Linked DNA regions of Homo sapiens: regions 1 and 3 are each linked to region 2. Evidence: chromatin loops called from intact Hi-C (ENCODE). Cell type or tissue: PC-3. All regions are shown on one strand. Links, peaks and the distances in the headings refer to the core of each region. The heading gives the core; the rest is flanking DNA.

Region 1 (7,808 bases), core at 1,467-6,466, 920 kb before region 2:
GGACCCGGAGCTGGCTGTGTAAAAGAGAGAAATCATATTTTCCTTAAGGTATGGTTATGATCCAAAGAAAACTCAAAGGGCAATATTATGTTCACTTTACTCATTGAAAGTAAGAAGTCAAAACCTACCCTAGCTTTTTGAAAAGAAAAACAAGAGCTATATACGAATTTCAGTTGATTTCTAGAATTAACCTCTGCCCTTACATATGATAGTTTATTCTGCTAGGCAATTATGACAATAAAGTTTGAACCTGAAGAGATAATTCTGAAGTAGAAGAAAGAAAATATGGAAAATAACTTCACCAGTGAAGACTTAAAAAATAAATAAGATAAAAACTACCCATTGTCATCATCACAGCCTCCACAAAAGGGATTCTGAAGAGTTAAAATCTGCTCAGCTTCGCCTCCACAAAAACCCAAATTCCACACAGATTCTGTGATGGGAACCTAATTCACTTTTTTCTTCAAAAAAGGCAGTTGTTACATTTTTCCATATAAGATGAGAGGGAAGAACAATAAAACAAATTCAAAAGAAGGCTCTAAAAGCAGGGGAAAAACCTCTCTGTTCTTATTTAGGGTACTCAAGCTGTAATTTGTCTTAAAAGCAGCTAGTTTAAAAAAAAAAAAAAAAACCAACACATGCTAGAAAACCCCACACACAGAAAAAAGCAGCGTCCAGCTTTTTAAAATTCTGCCTCTACACCTCCTTTCTCAATGACATCAGCTGGAGGCTCCCCACCTGCCCAGTTGCCATAGCAGTTACACAAAGACATACAATGACATCAGTTGGCATGATATCAGCTCTTTGAGTGCAAACAATACAAGAAGAACTACTTTGTTTAAGGCCTTTGGTGCAACTGTGTTCTGGGGAGCCAATGATGTAATGCTAACAGGTGGCATGGGCCTTCCATTTGCCTAATGGGGGGAAAAAAACCCGTGGCGGAGTGGGGGGAGGAGGGAATTTGAGACAGACACACAGAATGCTCCAAATCACAGAGCATGCTTATGTGCAAAAGTATGGGTGCATTGTATGTTTAAGCCATGTAGGAACTCTGTTCTTATAATATTTGGAGGTGGGAGGGGTGGGGGTGGAGAGAAAAGGAGATATTACAATTTAAACATATAAGGTAAACAAGGAAATTCTCCTTGAGGGGTCTGAAGAAATAGTCTCCTGTTCAACTGCCACTCTGCTAATCAACTTGGGCATCAGTTTTCCATAAGGCTTATGCACAGCTCTGTACTGCAGTTAAAAACTCTCTCTGTGGACGGTGCTTAAAGTAAAAAACAACGAGTGGAAGCTCACAGTGGTGGCTTTTTCCAGAGAAGTCTGCAGGAAGGATTGTTTTCTTCTCTTGGGGAAGGGTTGAAATTGAAATCTGGAGGGGAGGGGGAAGAGTAAAGCTAATCTGGTTTTTCTTTTCCAGTTACTTTCCTCCGACCCTACCCCATCAAGTATCACCAGAGGCCAAAGTGACTGATCACTTAATGAGGAACCCTGATGATGTTATGTTTATTACTATTTAAGAATATTAGAACATGATAATTAACAAACAAAGCAGGAGCAGTGTAGCATGGAGGTTAAGAGCAAAGGTCAGAGACAAACCACACCTAGCTGCAGTTATGATTCTGCCTCCTAGCAGCTGTGAGACCCTGTGCAAGTCAGGTTCCCTCATTAAGCCTCAGTTTACCAATCTATTAAGTGGATGTAATATCATCTACCCATCAGGGTCATAGTTCAGGAAGCCTATGTAAAGGTTTTGATACACGACCAGGTATTCGATAAATAATGTCTTATTACCCCCAATATCATCACCTTTGTTCTAAATTCCAACAGATCTATGCACACGCATAGTCCATGAGAGCCCTAAGTGCAGTGCAGTGATTCAGAGAAGGAGTATTGAGGCTGGACTTCTTGGGTTTGAATCCCCAGCACAGCCAAACACTAGCTATGAGACCCTGGGCAGGTTTCTCACCTGTCTGTTCCTCAGTTTCCCTGTATACAAAACAGGGATAACAATAGTACCTACCTCACTGTACTGTTGTAATGATTAAAGTGGTTAATAAAGTACCTTAAAACAATGTCCAGCACATTGTAAGTGCTTTTTCTTTTCATCACTTTGGGAAACTACCATTTTAAAGATCTAAAAAAAAAAAAATCTGCTTAATATAAAGACTCTATATAAGTAAACTAATGTTCCTGAGTTTTTACTTTTAAAATTTTATTTAACAAAAAAGAATTAGGAACCAAGGTATCCGAGCAGTTTTAAAGTTTGCAAAACATACTTTTAACATAAAGAAAGCAACAGCTCCCTATTTTTCCTAAACAAATATATCTGATTTCACTTTGTTGGTCCTAGCTTTCCTAACAAACACTGTCTTTGCATTTCTGGTTTTTCCACAGAATTGGATTTTGAAAATAAAACTGTTCTTCCCTCCTTCTTCCTTTCCTCTAATTTCTACCAAGGTGGCTAACTTCCTTATGTGCACAAGAGCCTGCAGTTATTAGTGCGAACATATTGTAGCCATGAGCAACAATGCTGGGGTAGGGTGAGGCAAGGCGGGGTGGGGGGGCAGCAAACATTTTCAAAGCTTATGTCAAAAGTAGGTTCTCTGCCAAAATGAGTATGGTCAGTACATTGATTCTAAATGGCAGCAACAAAGAATACCTAGCACCCCTAAAGAACTATATGTGGAAATACTGCCTGCCAGTTTCTTCTAACACACGGTCAGTTCAGTGACAGTCCTACTGAAGCAATGGATTCTAGTTTTAGTGGGAAACTTCTCTTTATAGATGCATTTCAGCTCCTGTTGCTGTTTTGGCGACTGCAGTCCTAGAAACAGAAGAGTCCTCTGTAATGTGATTCAGAAGCAATGCGCTGGGTTGTGAGTTAAAGAAACCACATCCAAATGCAGAATCTATAAGCAAGAGATTTTTATACTCTAAAGGTGGACAGCCCTTTTTGGTCTTATGCTAAGCTAGAAAGTGAGCTGTTTCCAGAAATTTAAGGAACACTCTCACTGAAGGTCAGCAAACAGAAGTAATGTCCAAAGACCAGGGGGAGGGGTGTAGGCTAAAATTGGACTCTTCTACAGTTTGCTATAAGCATATTGATCACCCCTCTCTGTTGCCTAGTTTTTCTTACTGAGTAACCAGTCTTTTAAAGTAAAACAGTACCTTGATGATAGTGGTTAAGATCATAGACTGGAGCCAGATTGCTTGAGTTAAAACTCCTGACTCCTATCACTTACCTTGTAACCTTGAGCAAGTTATTGATGTCTCTGCATCTCAGTTTACATATCTGTGACTTGTAATATAATAATTTCTATCTCACAGAGCTCTCAATATGGATAAAATGCTACATGAGAGTTAGGTGTTTTATTATAAGTGGGAGAGACATTGCTGTAAGTTGCATACTATTTTGTTTATACCAGGAACAGATGGATGCTATGATATACTCCATGGAAACAGAACATCAGAGCCACTCAAGATTCTATAAGCACAAGAATCTGTGGAAGAACAAAGCCTGGATGAACTGGAGCTGATGTCAGGCTGCCAAGGCTGAAATCTTCTTCAAAGACAGGGTCAGAGTCACTTCATAAGTTTCAGGGCAGAATATCACCTATCTTAACAGGAGAAACATGTGGGGTGGTGGTGGGTACCAGCTCGATCCACAAAGATTATTTCTACTTCTTGTTTTCTATGAAATGTTCTTTATACTCCATAGATGTGATTGGGTATTTTACAGTAGGAATTGGGTATTTTACAGTAGGGTATTTTCAAGTTCAAGATGAAAATCATTCCTACTGTAAAATACCCAAGGAAGTATTACTTAAATTGTCTTAGGATCTTGCCCCCAGGGAACTTGTATTTCTTTCCCAAGAAGAGTAAAGGGAGGCCCTATCAAACAGAGGCAGAGAGAGTTGAATGGGAGTGCTGTCTCACTAGGTATAAGGTATGAAACAAGAGATAAAGAAGTATTTATCTTACTCAGGGGAAGAAAGAGATTTAGGAGGCTGACTATGAGTCAGAGAGAAGTCTTCTTATGATCACGTCATTTGACTGCTTCCCTCAAACCAGTGTGGTCTGGCTTACATGTGAGATGCCTTATGTTTGAAAAGACATAAACAAGGAAGTATCACAAGCTTAAAATACACACATATACATAAAACTTCAGATATACTCATATAACATAATGGGATCTTGAATCCCATTGAGTACCCATCCACATTATTTGGCTTGCTATATTATTAAGTCTTTTAGGAAGATATATCTAAAAATAAGTTAGTCCCTCCATTCATGGGTTTTTCCTGTGTGAAGGAGACACAGTTATCTACAGATATATCTTAAAAGCCAACTCTAGAAAAGACAGTGGATGATATATAAAGCAGCAAAAAAAAAAAAAAAAAAAAAAAGAGCTTTGCCTTGGATTTAGAATAGTGGGTCTGCCACATGCCAAGTGTGTGACTTTTTGAAAGTTATTGAAGTATTCTGGGCTATCTTTCCATAACTATAAAATAGGATACTACTACTTAGGTCTGTCGTAATGATTCAATGATTTTGTGTGTACAATAGCCATCCTGGTATTTTAAGAAGGCATTCAAACCCTGCAGCTATTTGAATGACTGTCAAATGGAGCAGCAAAGCTAACTAGCACTGGAGGTAGTCAGATGCAGGAAGATGACCAGAGACTACAGGGGTCAATGTCAGTGTTGCTAGAGATGAACTTTTGATGCTGGTACAGTTGCTTCAGAGCAGTAGGAAAAGGAGACCATCCTGCAGAGGCAACCCCATGCAAGGGCATCACCAGAGAGGGAGGACAAAGCAGGAGCCATGAGGACAGCCCACTGTAGCTCTGCTCTGCTAAAAGTGTACTCAGTGCTGTTAGCCTAGTCTACACTCCATCACTGCCGGAGGAAGTGGCATGCAGAGTGGGGGTTGGGGCTGGTGGTTAGTGTGGTCTCCCTTGAAAACCTCATTATATTTAGTTCTTTATGTCTACGATTTTCAGAAGCCTTGAAAAAAAAGACATTTTTTAGGCATATCGAATAGCCAAAAATACATTTCTGGTATATTCTCTAAAAATATATGCATACTTCTAGAAATTTTTGAAATGGACGTACAGAAAAGTTATCACACACACAACTTTTTCATACCTCAATTTCCTCAATAAGTTGAGGTGTTTACAGTTTTTCTCAGAGTCATTCTATAAAAACTTAGTTTCAACAACTTATTATATGTATACATGCAGCCTCATTCTACAACTATAACTGCATTATTAATACATATTCTTTTAAAATGTATTTTCCTTTCTGTGTATATCCAGATTAAGAGCTTTAATAGAATTTAGGTCCTTGGAGAGCAGGACTAGTCTTATTTAAATCCCTTTGTACACAGGAATTAGCCCCAAGTCACATGAAGACAGGTGACTGCTGATATGTTAGATACCAATAGGAGCTACAGGGAAAGAGGTATTGAGATAGGTGGTCAATTTCTTTTTGGAAATAATTTACAAAAACTTAATAAAATAAAAAGATCTTCCTGGTGTTTTCCTAGTGATAAATGATAGGCTGAAATCATTTCCAGAATAGCCCTCCCAAAACTATCTTCCAATAATAAAAGTTGTTCATTTTTATTTAGTTCATCTAACCAAGTAGTATTTAGTAATGTTTTAAGAGAAAAAAAAATTCTGAAAAGTTGATACCAGAATTTGCCTGAATTTTGAGTTAACAATAGTCTTTTCTTTGGATTGTCTGGACAAAACAACATAATATAGAATACTGAGGCTTACATGAAATAGACATTGCTTGAGTTGTCATCGTATAGTAACTTTGGTATCATAGTGATACAGGAGTTAAGAAGAAATTACTTAGGCAGATAGTGAGGGTACAGAAGTCCTCCGTAACGTTTTCCTTTTAATGAAAAGCAGCCCCAAATCATTTTCAACAGAGAGCAGCCTGTAAAGTTGAGCTGCAGACACAGACAAGCAAACTGAGAGCTCGCACGTGTGGATGCCAGCAGGAAAGAATTACCTGCGACTAGACATGTTCAAAATGGCGGCTCCATCTTCCCTTCTCTGCCGGCCACGTGTACAGTAAGGAGCAGACAAGATGGCGCCAGGCAAGGGGAGAGTTCATTTGCATAATAAGATTAGGGTGGGGTGACCAGCCTCCCCTGAGTGCTGTGTAAACCTCACACCTGATCAAACCAATCTGTGAGCCCTATGTAAATCAGATACTGCCTCCTCAAGCCAGACTATAAAATCTGGCACATCCACCACCAGTCGGCCTTTTTCCTCTGGGAAGTCACCTCTCTCTCACTAAAGAGCGAGCTGTTTTCCTTTCCCTTTCTTTTGCCTATTAAACCTCTGCTTCTAAACTCCTCTTGTGTGTCTATGTCCTAAATTTTCTTGGTGTGAGACAACGAACCCCGGTTATTTAACCCAGACAAGGTAGCCACTTCAATAGTTACTATTGTTTCTCTCAGATGATGTGCCATTCCCTCCCACCCCAACGTTAAAAAAAACCCAGCATTCCAGAAAGAAGCTAATACTTGACAATGACACTTACCAAGAACTAAAACAGTCACTTTCGCTACTTCCTAATCTTTGTATAATTAGCAGTGTGCTTTCTTCTCCATTTTTTGTTCCATATACTTCTACATTTTCCAGTCATTAACTTGTTTATTGGAGGGGTCTCTTGTCATTTTTCTTATATTTTCGAATATACTGTTTCCTTCCTTGTTTGATAAAACCTTTGCCATGCCCTCAATAGGAAGAATTTTAAAAAATTATTGCCCACATATTTACCTCAAAAAAGTAAACTGAGTCAGAAACATCCAATGATTTAGGAATTGTGATTTATGAAAATTGAAAATAAAGTTTAATTGGAGGCCTTCCAAGAAATGCTGACCCTGGAAAGTTTTTGTCAGAGCTTTAAAGATTCCCCTCTGCTCTCACCACCCTCCCCTCCTGGCTCAGAAGTTGCCTCAGGGCAGAATTGGTATAGAAAAGAGCTGGGGATTGGATTTCCGCCGGCTGGAGTAGCTCAGTCCACACAGAAAAGTCAGCCTCTGGTTCCTACCCCCTGAAGGGAGGTGCAGTTCTCTTGCCCCCCTCCTACCATTTCAACTTTAAGGCTTTAATGAATAACTAATGTTTGAGCTACCACAAGTTTAATTTGTGTGTATTTGAATAACACAGGCAGATTGTTTTGAGAGGATACCTCAGAAGTATGTAAATACAGCCTGTTTCTTTAAATCTGTTACCTCATTTATTTACATTAGAACAGAAAGCACTGCCAGAAGCAACAGCTGATGACAGTCATGTAATTTTCCACAAAGACAACAATTAAACAGCTTTGTGTTATTTTAATGAGCAGATGACTTTTATGTGAGCAGGATTTGAACTGTTAAGATCTCAAGAGTTCCCAGAGCCAGGAAGCCCCTCAGGTTTTGCAGAAGTCAGTGAGACTCTATGACTCTCTCTGGTTTCTTCCCCACCAGGGCCTTGGGTTTGGTCTCTATCTCTATCCCCTTTGCCCCCTTCTCCACTCTTCTCTCCCTCACCTCTCCTCCCCAACTCTTGCTCCTCTACCCTGATCCCTCCTCCCTCCCCTCCCCTCCCCTCTCCCTCTTCTCTCCCTGTCCCTGCCATCTCCCCTCTTCTACCCTTCTCTCCCTCTCCCTACACCTTCTCTGTCTCTCATAAATCCATCAGCAGTAGATGGGAAGAAAACATGAAAGAGAGACTTCTACCTGGAATACATTTTGATGCTTGAATTTCAAACGAATCCACAGAATATTTGTTAGAC
Region 2 (7,808 bases), core at 1,437-6,436:
GATACTCGTGTGGCTGAAAATAGAGATCTGGGAATGAACGAAAATAACATATTTGAAGAGGCTGCAGTGCTTGATGACATTCAAGACCTCATCTATTTTGTCAGGTACAAGCACTCCACAGCAGAGGAGACAGCCACACTGGTGATGGCACCACCTCTAGAGGAAGGCTTGGGTGGAGCAATGGAAGGTGAGATGCCTATGGCCTTGTAGAACAGGGCTGGAGAAGCAGGTGGGTGGGTCGCTGAGGTGCCTCCTATCTTGTGAAGCTCTGTTCAGTTTCCAATGTGCCTAAAGGAGAGGGACAACACAGGGAGGTCCACATGTTCCTTCCTGCCATCTTTCTTTTAGGCTGGAGCATGGAGAAGAATTTCTTGCCGTTTCCCTTAGAATAGTTGAGACTGGTTAGCATTTTCAAAAGGAAACTTTGTAAAAAGCTAAAGAGAAAGATATAAACCAGAAAGTAATATACAAAATACAAATGTCATGTAAAATTATGAAAGGGTTTTATTGAACACAATTTTTCAGTCGTCAGATAACTGCTCTGTAACCATGGATTGACTGGTATAACTTTTAGATCAATGCCTTGGCTAAATTCCTACGTTCTCCCCAATTTTATCTTTTGTGGATGGCTTGTTCTTCCTGTTTCTTGGGAGCACTTACTCCAGTTAAACCCTCCTGGGCCGTAAGGTTCTTGCATGCAGATTAATCAAGATTGGGACAGGGATGCCTTCGAATGCAGTGCTTGATGCGTGGAAGCCATTCAGTTGAATTAACCCCGAGCCAATATCCTGACATAAGCATTCTGATTCCTAGTTCCTTGTTCTATTCTCTGCATCCAGGCTTTTCTCTTTCTTTTCTTTTCTTTTCTTTCCCTTTGCCCACCTGCCCTTCCTTCCTTCCTTCCTCTTTCTTTTTTTCTTTTCTTTTTTTTTTTCTTAAGACAGGCTCTCACCCTGTCACCCAGGCTGGAGTACAGTGGCATGATCATAACTCATTGCAGCCTCCAACTCCTAGGCCCAAGCGAACCTCCCATCTCAGCCTCCTAAGTGGCTAGGACTACAGGCATGCATCACTGTGCCCAAATAATTTTTATTTATTGTAGAGACAGGGTCTTGGTATGTTGCCCAGGTTGATCTTGAACTCTTGGCCTCAAGTGACCCTCCTACTTTGGCCTCCCAAAGTACTGGGATTACAGGTGTGAGCTACCGCACCTGGTATATCCAGGCTTTTCAGACAGATGTATCTGAATTGAGAGTACCAAGGGGACAGGAAGCCACAGGAAAACGTATTACTCCAGAGTGCTAATTTTTCCTAAGAAATGGGGGAGGAGAACTTTTTTGCATTTAATTAAAACATATATTTTGGATAAGAAGGCAATATTCAGATGAATTTTCAGGGTAAAATATGAGGCTACAAGGAAATTCACCTTTGCTGTGGATCACATTGGACTGTCCCCTAAGCCTCTTAGGAGAGGAGATGGCTTCACTTTGTTTGACTCTTAGAGGTACTTTGAAAGTATTCGAAAGACATCTCAGCAAGCTGCCTTGGCGTGGAATGTCCCTGTCTGTACTAGTTCTGTGAGAAAGGCATGCTAGGGTATGCAAGAGTTCATGTTACTTCTCTGCAGAATAGATGTTTCACATTTCTGCTCTTGAGTGGAATTCTCATTTGCACATTTATTTGTGTGGGTGTAGGCTGATTTGCCAAGGAAAGATGTTACTGAAGTCCCTACCATAAATGTATTTATTTATGAAATACTCCTCTGTAGATTTTATTATGTAGATTAGTCATCCTTTAAATGGAATAAAAGAAACTGAAACTCTTATTTCCCTGCCCAGTTGTGCTCCATGGGATGCCCATGCATGGAGGTCAATGTTGAGGTGCCCTGGTGTGGTCAGTGGGATTAGCCTAACAGGTAGTGTCATCAAGCTGTGCTAGCCCAGTGTATTCTTCTCACCCTAGAGATGCAACCACTGCATGAAGATAATTTCTCACGAGAGAAGACAGCAGAACTTAATGTGCAGGTTCCTGAAGAACCCACCCACTTGGACCAACGTGTGATTGGGGACACTCATGCCTCAGAAGTGTCACAGAAGCCAAATACTGAGAAAGACCTGGACCCAGGTAAAGCCTGCTAATTTTTTTCTACAAAGTGGAGAAATCATAAAGAAGGCCTTCTAGGAGATTCATTGTCAAAGGCAGGAGCTAGAGACTTGTTAAATTCAAAGGAAAAAAGGATCCCAGAGCTAATTGAGAGAAAAGCAGGCGTCAAGACAGATGGAGATCAAAAATAGGAAAGACACCAGAGACTATAACTAACCTACAAACCAATGTTTGGCTGTCACTATCTTGTGTAAATTATTTCAATCTAAAATATTATTCTTAAAAGGCCTTATGCTCTAAAACAGTAGTTTTCAACCAGCCCAGCAGCATCAGAAACTCTGGGGGTGGAACCGGCAATCTGTGTTTAACAAGCCCTCCAGGAAAGACTGACCTGATGCAAATTACAGTTGGAGAACCACTGCTCTAAAACTCACAAATTCTGTTTTTCCTCTACTTTACCCCTCTCTTTCCAAATAAAATACAATGCAATGCAGTTCTTTTTTTTGATTTGCTATCTGGACATGGTAAGTAAAACTTCTTAAAATACAGTGAAGGGGTCCAAGTATGTTTATAGCATAAGCTCATAGGAGACAGTACAGAACACTGTAGTGTGTAATAGTCCAGGATAGACCGACACAAAGAGTATTTCACCACAGTGCACAGTAAACATCCAGTGAGAGATGAGAACGTTTACTTTCCAGGCACAGTGCCTAATATTTAGTGGATACTCAATAAGTATTTTTTAAAGAGAATTCTTATTCTAAAGCACAAAATGTCTATCTTTCCTCCCAATTCCAGGGCCAGTTACAACAGAAGACACTCCTATGGATGCTATTGATGCAAACAAGCAACCAGAGACAGCCGCCGAAGAGCCGGCAAGTGTCACACCTTTGGAAAACGCAATCCTTCTAATATATTCATTCATGTTTTATTTAACTAAGTCGGTAAGTTTAACATAGTTTTTTTTTAACTAAAATGTTGATTATTACAGTTTTTAAGTTGATTTTGAGCATGAGGTGAAGAACTTAAAATGTCTTTATGAACCTGACTCCTGATCCTTTGAAGAGAGACCCTGAAATGAGCCACAGGTGTGTGGCTTTAATGGGCTCTTAGTTCAGCACATGAGGAGGCTTTGCTGCATGCTGGAGCTGGGCACAAGCACACCTGTCAAACGTGGTTCTTCCTTTCAGGGACCTTTCAGTTTAGCCAGGAGAGAAAGACAGTCACTTGAAATGTAACATGATAATGGGCAGGAAGAGAAGTATTTACCTGATGGTAGAACAATCTGTGGCATAAATTGGTTCATCGTGGAGGGAGAGTGATAGGAAAGGCCAGAAATTCGCTGAGATATGCTTTAAGCAGATTCGAAAGAGATGGGAGCTTGACTTGGAGTTGTCAAATAGAAGGGCTAGGGGAAGGATGTGGGCAGGGGGGCGGGCAGCATGCAGTCAGGCAGAAGAAATAACACATTCAGAGAAATGGAGGCATGAAGAAAAGGTTATTTGGGGAAGCCAGGGAAGCGTGGGTAGTTGGTGTTTTTTCTTTTTCTTTTTTTTTTAAATTGAGACAGGGTCTTGCTCTGTTGCCCAGGCAGGAGTGCATTGGCGTGATCTCAGCTCACTGCAACCTCTGCCTCCTGGGCTCAGGCGATCCTCCTGCTTCAGTCTCCTGAGTAGCTGGGATCACAAGTGTGCACCACCATGCCTGGCTATTTTTTGTAGAGGTGGGGTTTTGTGATGTTGCCCAGGTTGGTCTCGAACTCCTGAGCCCATGGGAGCTGCCCACCTTGGCCTCCCAAAGTGCTGGGATTACAGGCGTGAGCCACCATTCCCGGCCAGTTGGTGTTGTTAAAGTGTGGAGTTAAAATTAGCTGGGCAGGGTGGTGCACACCTGTAATCCCATCTACTTGGGAGGCTGAGGCAGGAGAATAGCTTGAGCCCGGGAGGCAGAGGTTGCAATTAGCTGAGATCGTGCCACTGCATTCCAGCCTGAGCGACAGAGCAAGACCCTGCCTCAGAAAAAATAAAAATAAAAAAGTATGGAGTTAGGAGGGAGAAGGTCTGTTGGAGGGACTCAGGGAAAGTCAGAAAGGAAATTGTACACCATAGTGAGTGGTCAGACCATTGTTGGCAGAGATCCTTGGAAGATTTTAAGCAGGAAAGGGATTGTCAGGTCTGTTTCTTAGAAAGAGTCACTTATGGCAGAATATTTATTCAGATCTTTCTAAAGGGAGCCATGCTCCAAATGAGACATTTAATGTCTAGAAGCTTATCTAGGCTTTTTAGGACTTAGCTCCCCCTTGTGGTACTCGGTGGAATTGGACTTTTTTTCTTGGTAAATTAGAGGACTAAGCAAGCTCTTGAAGTTGGAGGCCAGGTTGCCCTTAGGGCTACAGAGAAAGTATGCTTCTCACCAAAGCCATTTCCTTTAGGTTCTGTTATTTCAAGACTCGAATAGGAAAGAGCGTTCTTGTTGTTTTTCTGTTAAAATCCATGGGTTTCAAGCCAAGATGATTTTATTTCAAATCCCAAAGCTATCGATTAGAAGTTTAGGGCAAATTACTAAACTTTGAACCTCAACTTTCTCATCTGAAAAATTTAGATAATACATACTCCAATTGTTGGTAAGAATTAAATGACATGATAATGTAAAATGTCTGGTGTAGCAACTGGCATTTTGTAAGATCTCATCCCTCACCTAATTCTCATTTGGATGGTCAGAGGGCATATAAAGACATTGAATACCTGAGGGTTTCAGGAGAAAGACCACCAGGATGGAAAACAAGTAGGAAAACCAAACCATTTTTCAGTATTATTCATGTTTGTTCTGGTGATAGCCACCTGGGTGAAGGTGTGTATTATCTTTGCAGTTGGAATAATGAAGTTTTCAGGGATTAAGACAGTCTCAGAATTCAGAATTTGGTTTTCAGAGTGAAATTATCACTTGAAAAATTTAACAGCCCCAGTTGTAGAAGGAATTCTTTATTCATTGTATTTCTAGATACGCACAGAGCCCTCTTCTAGGCCTGGGTTGGGGCATATAGGAGTGGTGTAGGATACGATCTGTGATCAGGGGATAACAGGGAATGACAGACATGAATGGCAAGATATAAGGGCGCAGTGTTATAAGATGCCGACTTGAGAGGGATTGTCAAAAGAGCATTTTGATGGCTAAATATGTACCAGAAATTGTGCTAGGAATACAAGATTCCAAGAGGTATAAAGTGTAATTCTGACTTTTGAAAGTCTTCAAAAAAAGTTTACCAAATACATGTGAAAATTGGAGAAAGTGGAGAATATAGGAAATAGTTTATGCAAAGTATCAAGTAGTTCATATAGATAATTGTTTCATAGGGTTTTGGAGTAATGGGGTGCTGACTTTATTGGGAAAACTATACCAGAGGTCAGACTCGTAGATCAATAATTGATGAATAGTTAGTGGAATCTTAGGGTTGGAAGAGACCTTAGAAGCTACTAGTCCAACTTCTCAGTAGTCACAGCAATTCCCTGTACTCTAACCCTGCCATTTTGGGACCTGTGCGTCACCGGTTCCTAGTGTAAGCCGCCTACCTTGCAAGGCTATACATTCCTTTGTTGCCTATTTCATTCTTATACTGACTCCAAATTTTCCTCCAGATGATTTCCTCTATAGAATCTAGTTTTCTTTTTACATAGTAATCCTTTAAATATTTGAAGTTATACTTTAATTTATTTTAGCATTTTATCCTGGAAAATTTCAAATATACAAAAGCAGAGAATCCGTGGGACCATCACCCAATAATTCCCAAAAGTGACTGTACCATTTTATACTTCCATCAGCAGTTAATGAAACTTCCATTTGACCACACCTTCCCTAACACTTGGTATTATCAGTCTTAAATTTTAGCCATTGTAGTGGGTATGCCTTTCTGGTTTTAATTGTAATTCCTGATGATTAATGATATTGAGCACTTTTTCACTGCTTATTGGCCATAGTTTTTTGTGTGTCAGTTCACTCTGACTAGCTGGAATTTAAATGTCTTGCAGCCCTGTGACAACTCTGGGAATTGTTTAGCTTACAGTTGTTCTTTTTTCCTTTAGTTATTCTTTGCCCATCCTCAAGGAATCTTACCCTACACAGGAGCTGTTTAGAATTCAGGCTGAGGCTGAAGGAGAGACCTCCTTGCATATTTCTGGAACTCTACTTGTTCCTAGTGTCCATCTTTTTTTTTTTTTTTTTTTTTTTTGAGATAGAGTCTTGCTCTGTTGCCCAGGCTAGAGTGCTGCGGTGCCATCTTGGCTCATTGCAACCTCCACCTCCCGGGTTCAAGCGATTCTCCTGCCTTAGCCTCCCAAGTAGCTGGGATTACAGGCACCCGCCACCACACCCGGCTAATTTTTGTATTTTTCAGTAGAGACAGGGTTTCATCATCTTGGCCAGGCTGGTCTCGAACTCCTGACCTCGTGATCCACCGGCCTCGGCCTTCCAAAGTGCTGGGATTACAGGTGTGAGCCACTGTGCCCAGCCCATAGTATCCATCTTTCTGGTACCTTTTCCTGCATATTTCAGATGCCTCAGTCTCCCCGAGCTTTAATCTCTGCCTCCTCTGCAAGATTGGTGTACTCTGCTTGGGTTCCCTATCCCTGCACTGAAGTCAAGAAAGTACCGCCAGGTAGAAAGCTGGGAGGTTGTAGAGCTCACCTATTTGTTTCTTTTCTCTCAGGGGTCACAATTGTGTGCTGCCTGTTGTTCTCTATATGAAAAACAGTTTTTAAATATCTTTTGTTTAGTTTGCTTGTTGCTTTCAGTGGGAGGGTGAGTCTCATACCAGTTACTGTCTATGGAGTTCTTTCTGTTATTATTGCAGTGCATTCATTGAAGAAACAGTTTTGTTTGGCTTCTAAGGTATATGATGGTCTAGATTTTGCTGACTACATCCCCCTGGTGTATTTTAACATTTTTCTCTGGTTCTTTATATTTCCTGGGAATTGATAGTTGCATCAGTAGTCAAATTCAGATTCAATTTTGTTTGTCAAGAATACTTAATAGGAGATGTTATGTACTTCCATCAGGAGGCATTTAACATCTGGGTGTCCCTCTTTTTTTAAAATTCTCTTTATATTGTTCCTCCTTCATTTAAAGGCTGGGGTATTTCTACAAAGAGAAACTTATGATCAAGTATTCTTTACACTGAGATTTGGCTTGTATAGTTAAGGCAGGGTAAATATTTGATTCTTTTTGTTTATTTAAACAGTTTTCAAAATAACGAGTTAGACAACTCATTCGTGGCATTATCAAATGATGCCCAAAGGGTTTTGTTTTTTTCTGACTCTTTCTAATAATCATTATGCTGTCATGGATTTAAAAATATTTGGTGTGTTTCTATCCAATCAAGAATAATTTTTTTTTTTTTTTTTTTTGGTTAAGATAGGGTCTCACCCTGTTTCCCAGGCTGGAGTGCAGTGGTGTGATCATGGCTCACTGCAGCCTCGACCTCTCTGGGCTCAGGTGATCCTCCTACCTCAGCCTCCTGAGTAGCTGGGACTACAGGTGTGTGCTACCATTTTTTATATTTTTTGTAGAGACGGGGTTTTGCCATGTTTCCCAGTCTGGTCTCAAAATCCTGGGCTCAAGTAATTTGCCTGCCTCAGCCTCCCTAAGTGTTGGGATTACAGACATGAGCCACCATGCCTGGCCAGTTATTCTTATTGATGATCAATTTACAA
Region 3 (7,808 bases), core at 1,467-6,466, 52 kb before region 2:
TACAAAAAGGGAAGACATTAAAGAGGAGAATAATGAGAACTACAATTAATCATATGGGTAGAGCCAAAGTACTGCAATAAGTTGTCAACTGGCCTCTCCATTCCTGCCTCCCTACAATCCATCTTTCAAGTGGCTACCAAAGAAATTTCATCTTGTTAGTCATTTGCATAAACTCCTTCAATGGCTCCCACTGACTACAGAATTAAAATCCAAGTTCCCTGGGTATGGCACACAGGGCCCAGCCTACTTCCCCCAACTTCTACCCAAGTGATTTTTAGAGTAACTAAATTATTGGATGTAGGGCTTTTAAACTCTTTATAACCCCCGCCATGCAGGGCTGCCCTTTCCCCTAATCTGCCTAGTGAATGGCCAATTGCTTTTGCAAACTTATCTCAAGTATCACTTTCATTCTTTTCCTGATTCCCCTACCCATTAAATCCCAACCCTCTCTAGTTCCAGAGAACTGGCCATTTTCTCCTTTATCTTCTCACCATTTGTTACATTTCTACTATGGTACCCATAACACTTCATTCCATTTACATGATCTTCCTCTACTATAAGAACCATGTCTAGCATATTGCCTGGTAAGCGGCAATAAGTGTTTTTAAAATTATTAACAACAAAAAAAATTGTATTATCTATCCTAATTATCACTCTCAGACTCTTATTGAGAAATGAGGTTCCCTTTCAGTTTCTTTACTTCAACTGAGTAGATTCTATGAGCCAAAAGGGACCTAACCAACAGTTTACTCTTCACACTCCCTCCCTAATTAAATGGCTATCCAGTTTAGACCTGAAAAAAGAGACGCAGAGCACACATCAGGGTAGGCCATTCCCATTTCCAATTGTTTAGTTAGAAAGCTTTTTCTTAAGTAGAACCGTAAACTGCCCCCATTTAATTTCCACTCACAGTATACCTGGTCTACCAGAGAACAAAATCGTAAGAGCATCTGGCACACAAATAGACACTCAAAACATTTTTTTAAAGCAAAGCATTTACAAACCTGTATTGAAAAAGTGCTCTTTGAGACAAAAACATAGAGAGGGAGATACAATATTTTGAAAATGTCTCAATCTTTTTGGATAAGACTTTTACAAAAGGATATATGAACTTGGAGGTGAAGATTCCACCTAAACATTAGAAGTATTAAAATATTTTCACGTATTTAAATTCCCAACTTGTTTAGCTCTTTCCTTTTCTAAACACCAACTCTAAGCTCAAGTGACTTCAGCAAACATTTTAGAATCTGGCCCATCATCATACCACTGCAATCTCTGAATAACTGGTTTTGGCAGCCAGAAGAAATATACAAAGAAAAGGAATTTTTAGTCAGAGAACACAGGAGGCGCCTGAAAATCAAGAAGTAAATGGTTCTCATAACGCTCTTTTCTTTCAGTTTCTCTTATTTATCCAGAATGTCTTATCCTTGTCCCACATTTTTTAGGTTAACTACCTTATCACTGACACAAGCAATTAGAAAAAAAAAAGAATACTGCAAGTGTAAATTCACAAAGCCCATATTCTCACCTTTAAATAATTCATGACGCCAATATTTTTCATCCGGTTAGCAAAAGTATTGAAACTCTCCATGTTGCTTTTGGGATGATAAAATAGAATTTCACTTCCGAGCTTCCAAATAATCTGTCAAAGCAGAAATTACTGCCAAAATGTAAAATTTTTGCCTTAACCAATTTCTGTCTAAGATATTGTTTTCCTGATTACAACATTAATAACCTGTGATTCCTTTTCCAGAGACCACTACCGTCAACATTTTACTCTACTTTGCCATGTAAAATTAATACTACTTCCTTATGTGATAGAATAGTTTTAACCTTTCAAATTTCTATTAAAATATCAGATAGTATAATAGCATCATTATTAATTTAGTAGTTTAAAGAAAGTAGACAGTTAAGATACATATTTAATATAAAATGTTTAATTGGTATGGAAGGAAGAATATTAAAGTCAGAAAATTTGGGTTCTAATAATATTGGCTTCTTCATTGGTCTCAGCCTCTTCTTCATCATCTGCAAAATGAGGGCAACAAACTACACATTTCCTGAGAGCCCATCAAATTCTACAACTATTGACTACATTTATTCTATATTTAGAATGCCAATTTAAGAATTTTGATTAGCTATGGACAAATCTTAATAAAAAAATATTTTATCCTCAGATCACCAAAACTTTGGCGGCAGAACTTGGAGCTCTTTTTTCATGAGAGCAAATCTCTATTTCGCTAACCTCAATTTAAAGTAATCAATAATACCAACTTCAAAGTAAATTAAACTGAACTGTAAATCAATTATTTCTATGAACATACATATTGGTTATATGTGGATACACACACTATCACTGCTATAGTTATATATGATACACATATTATCATTTGATATAAGGATCCTCATCTTCCCAACTCAGAGATATCAAGATTTCATTTGTAGAATATCACACTGTAGTATTTGGGAGCTTAAAGAAAACCTGGGTCTTGGATCACCTACCACCAGGGATGGGTAAATGCAGGGGGGGAAGAAAAGCAGGAAAAAAAAAAAAAAGAAAACTTTGAGATTATGATAGCTATTCTCACCACCAGTGTACACAGTAATTACATGGGACACCAGTTAAAAATAGGTATTCTGGGCCAGGCGCGGTGGCTCACACCTGTAATCCCAGGATTTTGGGAGGCCGAGGCGGGTGGATCACGAGGTCAGGAGAGTGAGACCATCCTGGCTAACACGGTGAAACCCCGTCTCTACTAAAAATACAAAAAATTAGCCAGGCGTCGTGGCGGGAGGCGGAGCTTGCAGCGAGCCAAGATCGTGCCACTGCACTCCAGCCTGGGTGACAAAGTGAGTGAGACTCCATCTCAAAAAATAAAAAAATACAAATAAAAGATACTCTGACTCAATAGACAGGGGTGGAGTAAAGGAATTTATACTTTGAATGAAAGCCCTAGGTGATCCAAAGAGAGCCAAAGAAGTGCTCAAAAACCACTGATCCAATTCCTTCATTTTACAAAACAAAATCTGGACAACAAGAGGCTGTAACATGTTCAATGTTTTACAGGAGTATGTAACTTAAGTCCATAAATTAAATTTTCAATGAATGGTTAAACTTTTTTTTCAGCTTCTCTTTTTTATTTTTTTTGCTCTAGAAGATAACTAATTGATGCAATGGTGACTGTGTTAGTAAAACCTATGAGACACTCATGTCAAGTTATTTGTGGGTAAACTGTCTTTTACTGAAGAAATTTAGCAGTATATGCCAGGCACTGTTTTAACCCTGCCCTGTGAAATTTACATTCTATGTAGAGAGACAAACAATAACCAAGAAATATAATTAAATTGTCAACTGTTAGAGGAAAAGAATGCAGCAGGACAAGGAGATCAGGAGTGCCATTCAGAAAGTGCAGGTTGCAGTTGGAGTAAGGCAATTGCAATTTTAAATAGTCAAAGTAGGCCTCAATGAAAAGGGGCCTTGAAGGAGGGTAGCTGCAGTGATAGCTGAAGAAAGAGCTTTCCAAGAACTGGTTAAGGCAAAGGCAATCAGTCAGGAATATGCCTGGCCCATTCAAGTAAGAACAAGGAGACCAGTGAGGATGGAAAAGAAAAAACAAGCAGGATAATACAGGTTGAGTATCCCTTATCTGAAATCGTTGGGACCAGAAATGTTTCAGACTTGAAATTGTTTCCGCTTTTTAAATATTTGTATATACATAATGAGACTGGGGATAGGACCAAAGGCTAAACATGAAATTCACTTATGTTTCATATACACCTATACATATAGCCTGAAGGTAATTTTATATAATATTCTTAAAATTTTGTGCATGAAACAAAATTTGTATACATTGAACCATTAGAAAGCAAAGGTGTCACTATCTCATGTCAGTAATGAAAAAGCTTTGAAGCATTCTGGTTTTCACATTTTTGAATTCGGAATGCTCCACCTGTTTCAGGAGATGAAGTCAGAGAGGTCAAACAAGGAAAGGAAGTGAGCACATCACATAGGAATTTATAGGCAATTATGACTTTGGCTTTTACTGAATGAAATGGAAAGCTATTACAGTGTTTTCAGCAGAGGAGTGACATGATCTGATATGTTTTAAAAAGCTCACTCTGAATCATTAGTCATTAGAGAAATGCAAATCATAACCAGGATGATGCCACTTCACAACCACAAGGATGACTATTATCAGTAAGACAGGACAATAACAAAATATTGGCAAGGATTAGAGAAATTAGAAGCCTCAGATATTGCTGGTGAGAATATAAATGGTATGGCCACTTTGGAAAACAGTCTGGCAGTTCCTCAAGAGGCTAAACATAGTGTTACCATATGACCAGCAATTCCACTCCCAGGTGTAGACCCAGGAGAAATTAAAACAAACGTCCACACAAAAACCTGTACACAAATGTTCGCAGAAGCATTATTTCCAATAACCGAAAAGCAAAAACAACCTAAGTGTCTAACAACTGATAAATGGACAAATAAAACATGGTATTTCCATATGACAGATTATTTGGCAATAAAAGTAATGAAGTACTTATACATGCTACAACATGGATAAACCATGAAAACATTATGCCAAGTGAAAGAAATCATTTACAAAAGGCCACATATTGTACAAAACCACTTATATGAAATGTCCAGAATAGAAAATAGATTAGGCTGGCCATAGTGGCTCACGCTTGCAATACCAGCACTTTGGGGAGGCCGAGGTGGACAGATCACTTGAGGCCAGGAGTTCAAGACCTGCCTGGCCAACAGAGTGAAACCCAGTCTCCACTAAAAATACAAAAAACTAGATAGGTGTGGTGGTGCATGCCTGCAATCCCAGCCACCCAAGAGGCTGAGGTACAAGAATCACTTGAACACAGGAGCTGGAGGTTGCAGTGAGCAGAGATCATGCCACTGCACTCCAGCCTGGGCAACAGAGCAAGACTCCGTTTCAAAAGAAAACAAAAAAAGAAAAAGAAAGTAATAGATTAGTGGCTGCCAGTGTCCGGCAGCTGTGAGGAGGAATGGGGAAGGACTGCAAGTGGGTACAGGGTTTTGGTTTCATGGGAGAAAAAAAAGGTTCTAAATTTAGAGTGTGGTAATGGTTGGTTGCACAACTCTGTAAATGTATGAAAATACATTGAATTGTACAATTTAAGTGGGTGATGGCGTATAAAAAACGTCTTGATAAAACGAAAAAAAAAAGGATCACTCTAGTTGGAAAAAGAGAACAACTCTTTCAAGAAGTTTTGCTGAAAGAGAGTAAAACAATGAAGTATAGTCTATGGGGGAAGTTTGGGTCAAGAGATGATTTTAAGATAGAATAGGCTGGGCATGGTGGCTCACACCTGTAATCCCAGCACTTTGGGAGGCCGAGGCAGGCGGATCACGAGGTCAAGAGATTGAGACCGTCCTGGCCAACCTGGTGAAACCCCGTCTCTACCAAAATACAAAAAATTAGCCGGGCGTGGTGGTACATGCCTGTAGTCCCAGCTACTCAGGAGGCTGAGGCAGGGGAATCACTTGAACCCAGGAGGTAAGAGATTGCAGTGAGCCGAGATCGCGCTACTTCACTCCAGCCTGGCGACAGAGCAAGACTCCGTCTCAAAAAAAAAAAAAAAAGATAGAATAACAAAATTTTTACATGATGATGGGAAACATCCATAAAGAGGGGGGAAAAGGAAGAATTATTGGAATGAACATTTTAGTCCCCTTTAAAATAAGAGGTAAAAAGAAGTGTGCAAAAAAGGTCCCAATACAAACTCTCCACTCAAAAGTAGTTTTAGTAGCTTTTAGCAAAATCACTGAGATTCTGTAAAAGCTACTGTAGGTGAAGCTGTAGGCATAAACTTCTGGGAATCTATCATTTCTTCCAGCAAACTCAAATTTTATTTACCTCAGGTGCAGCCTGCCTTTTGTAGCTATCTGAATCTTCCAAGGTCTGAAAATAACTGTACATGTATTCTGCAGCTTGCTGCCATTGGTGCTTCAGCAGAGCTTCTTGGATAAAACTTAAACAAGCACTTGTTGTCTGAGCAAAATCCTTCCTCCTTTTCCCTCCAATGGCTATAAAAACGAAAAAGAAGAGAGTTTTTATCCAAGTGGCTCCAGTTCAACTATTCAAAAAACTTACTTCTGATAAGAAGTTTTAACAAGTAAACAGTAGGCATTACTTGACCCAGCCCATTCCCAGTACCAAAGCCAGCTTCACTTGAAACAAACCCTTCTACATTATATTAATTATTTTTAGCAGATAAAAACATTTCTAATTTGATGTTTTGGGGCTACTAGAGTCACCAGATCCTTTAAATCTGATTCAATCATCCTTTCATCCTTGTACCAAATAATTTGCGGAGAATCTCTCAAACAGGCCCCCAAAAGCACAGTCCCAGGTATTTAGAATGGGTAAAATGTCAGGGTCATTCTAGGCAAACATGGTCTTTATTACCTACCCATGTTCTGCAAACCCCAAGTGGGCTTTTATTTTTTAAGGACCAAATTCCTAGTAACTCAATGATATTATATACAAATGAGATTAAAACAGTTGCAAAAATTAGCATTTATATCTCTAAAGTATTGGCAATCCCAATGTTAAGAACATTTGGGCTTAGATACAGTGCTATTATATGAATGACTAGTTACATTGCTACATCTTCTTATCTTCCCACGTAACTATGAGACCCCTCTAGTCCAGCTGGGTAATTGTACCCCAGTAAGTACACAAAGACCAACAGGTACTTTACAAAGATACTTTTAAAACAATTAACTTGCAGATATTTGATTTCCTTACATACTCTTTCCACAAGTTAATCTCCTAGACAGCTGTGCCTACATAGTCAAAGCTTCACAATCAAAATCATTACACACTATCTGAAGGTGAAAACACAGGTGTTGAAAAAGTAAATAACTCTAACATCTCCTTTTGCAAGTTAGGCAATTCCCAATTCTTTGCTCATCAAAACTGCAGAACAACGTAATTTTTTACAATAAATCATTATGCAATTTTTCATCAATAATTTAGAAAAAATTCACAGACCTGATACACGGCTATAATTAAACTCCATTCACTGCCATCTACTTACTTATGTGACTAAGGTTTCTCAGAATTTATGTCAATTAAAAAAAATAGCAGAATCAATGCTAAATGTTTTCTCATTCTAGAAATACATAAAAGTCACCCACAAATACATAAAAAATTGGGGAAAAGTTTTAGATAACTTTATTAAAAAAAAAAAAAAAAGAGTCTTGCTCTGTCACCCAGGCTGGACCGCACTAGCACAATCACAGCTCACCATAGCCTAGACCTCCTGGGTTCAAGTGATCCTTCCTTTTGGCCTCCCAAAGTGCTGGGATTATGAGCATGAGCCACCACACCTGGCCAACAACACGTTTAATACACGTTATATTGATCAGCTGTGTACAACTATTAATGATAGCAATGTCTCAACCTAGAAAAAGTTTTAATTCTTAAAACTTACAGGATATAAACAAAAAAAGTATAAATATTGATACATACTTTTATTGCAAGAAGTACAACAAAGAGGAACATAAAATGTCCATCTATTAAAAGCTTGTTCATAATTTTTTTTAAAATGAATAACGCAAGGTATTAAAACCCTATGCCATTCCTGTGCTATTTGGACTCCATCACATATAAAGTAATATATAGTCATTTAAAAATACCAACATGCTGGAAATTTTATCTCTTGCAAATATTAAACATACAATAAAATTTTTTCAGATGATTCCTTAAAACTATGCAAGGTAGTACTCAATTTTTCAGAAAAAACTAGGGGATACAAAAGTG

Evidence for each region. Peaks named below come from ENCODE experiments on the same cell type or tissue, not always from the same donor. Only the 100,000 strongest peaks of a DNase experiment are listed, where the experiment ranks them.
Region 1: it touches region 2 in a loop (4-fold over the local background); 2 of 110 quality-filtered maps call a loop at or near these places.
Region 3: a loop joins it to region 2, with 4 times the contacts of the local background. A loop is called at or near these places in 32 of 110 quality-filtered maps.

Annotation. Positions count from the first base shown.
Region 1 is chr1:221,708,389-221,716,196 of GRCh38, forward strand. The region is part of intron 2 of DUSP10 (dual specificity phosphatase 10); the gene reads right to left. Among named protein-coding and RNA genes, the nearest start is that of DUSP10, 30 kb to the right of the region's middle. RefSeq lists enhancers at 3,964-4,143, 5,340-6,539, 7,101-7,630, 7,203-7,347 and a cis regulatory region at 7,270-7,281. In PC-3, for the core only: no CTCF peak of the experiment used is centred there; a DNase peak (open chromatin) is centred at 4,043; H3K27ac peaks cover 1,285 bases.
Region 2 is chr1:222,630,203-222,638,010 of GRCh38, forward strand. MIA3 (MIA SH3 domain ER export factor 3) reads left to right here. Exons shown (of 28, transcript NM_198551.4): 4 at 1-187; 5 at 1,963-2,124; 6 at 2,902-3,047. Among named protein-coding and RNA genes, the nearest start is that of MIA3, 16 kb to the left of the region's middle. In PC-3, for the core only: a CTCF peak has its summit at 4,404 (motif pointing left); a DNase peak (open chromatin) is centred at 4,419.
Region 3 is chr1:222,578,231-222,586,038 of GRCh38, forward strand. It overlaps TAF1A (TATA-box binding protein associated factor, RNA polymerase I subunit A), which reads right to left. Exons shown (of 11, transcript NM_005681.4): 3 at 5,898-6,067; 4 at 1,529-1,642. Among named protein-coding and RNA genes, the nearest start is that of TAF1A-AS1, 7.8 kb to the right of the region's middle. RefSeq lists an enhancer at 4,116-4,255. In PC-3, for the core only: no CTCF peak of the experiment used is centred there; a DNase peak (open chromatin) is centred at 4,061; H3K4me3 peaks cover 771 bases; H3K27ac peaks cover 1,881 bases.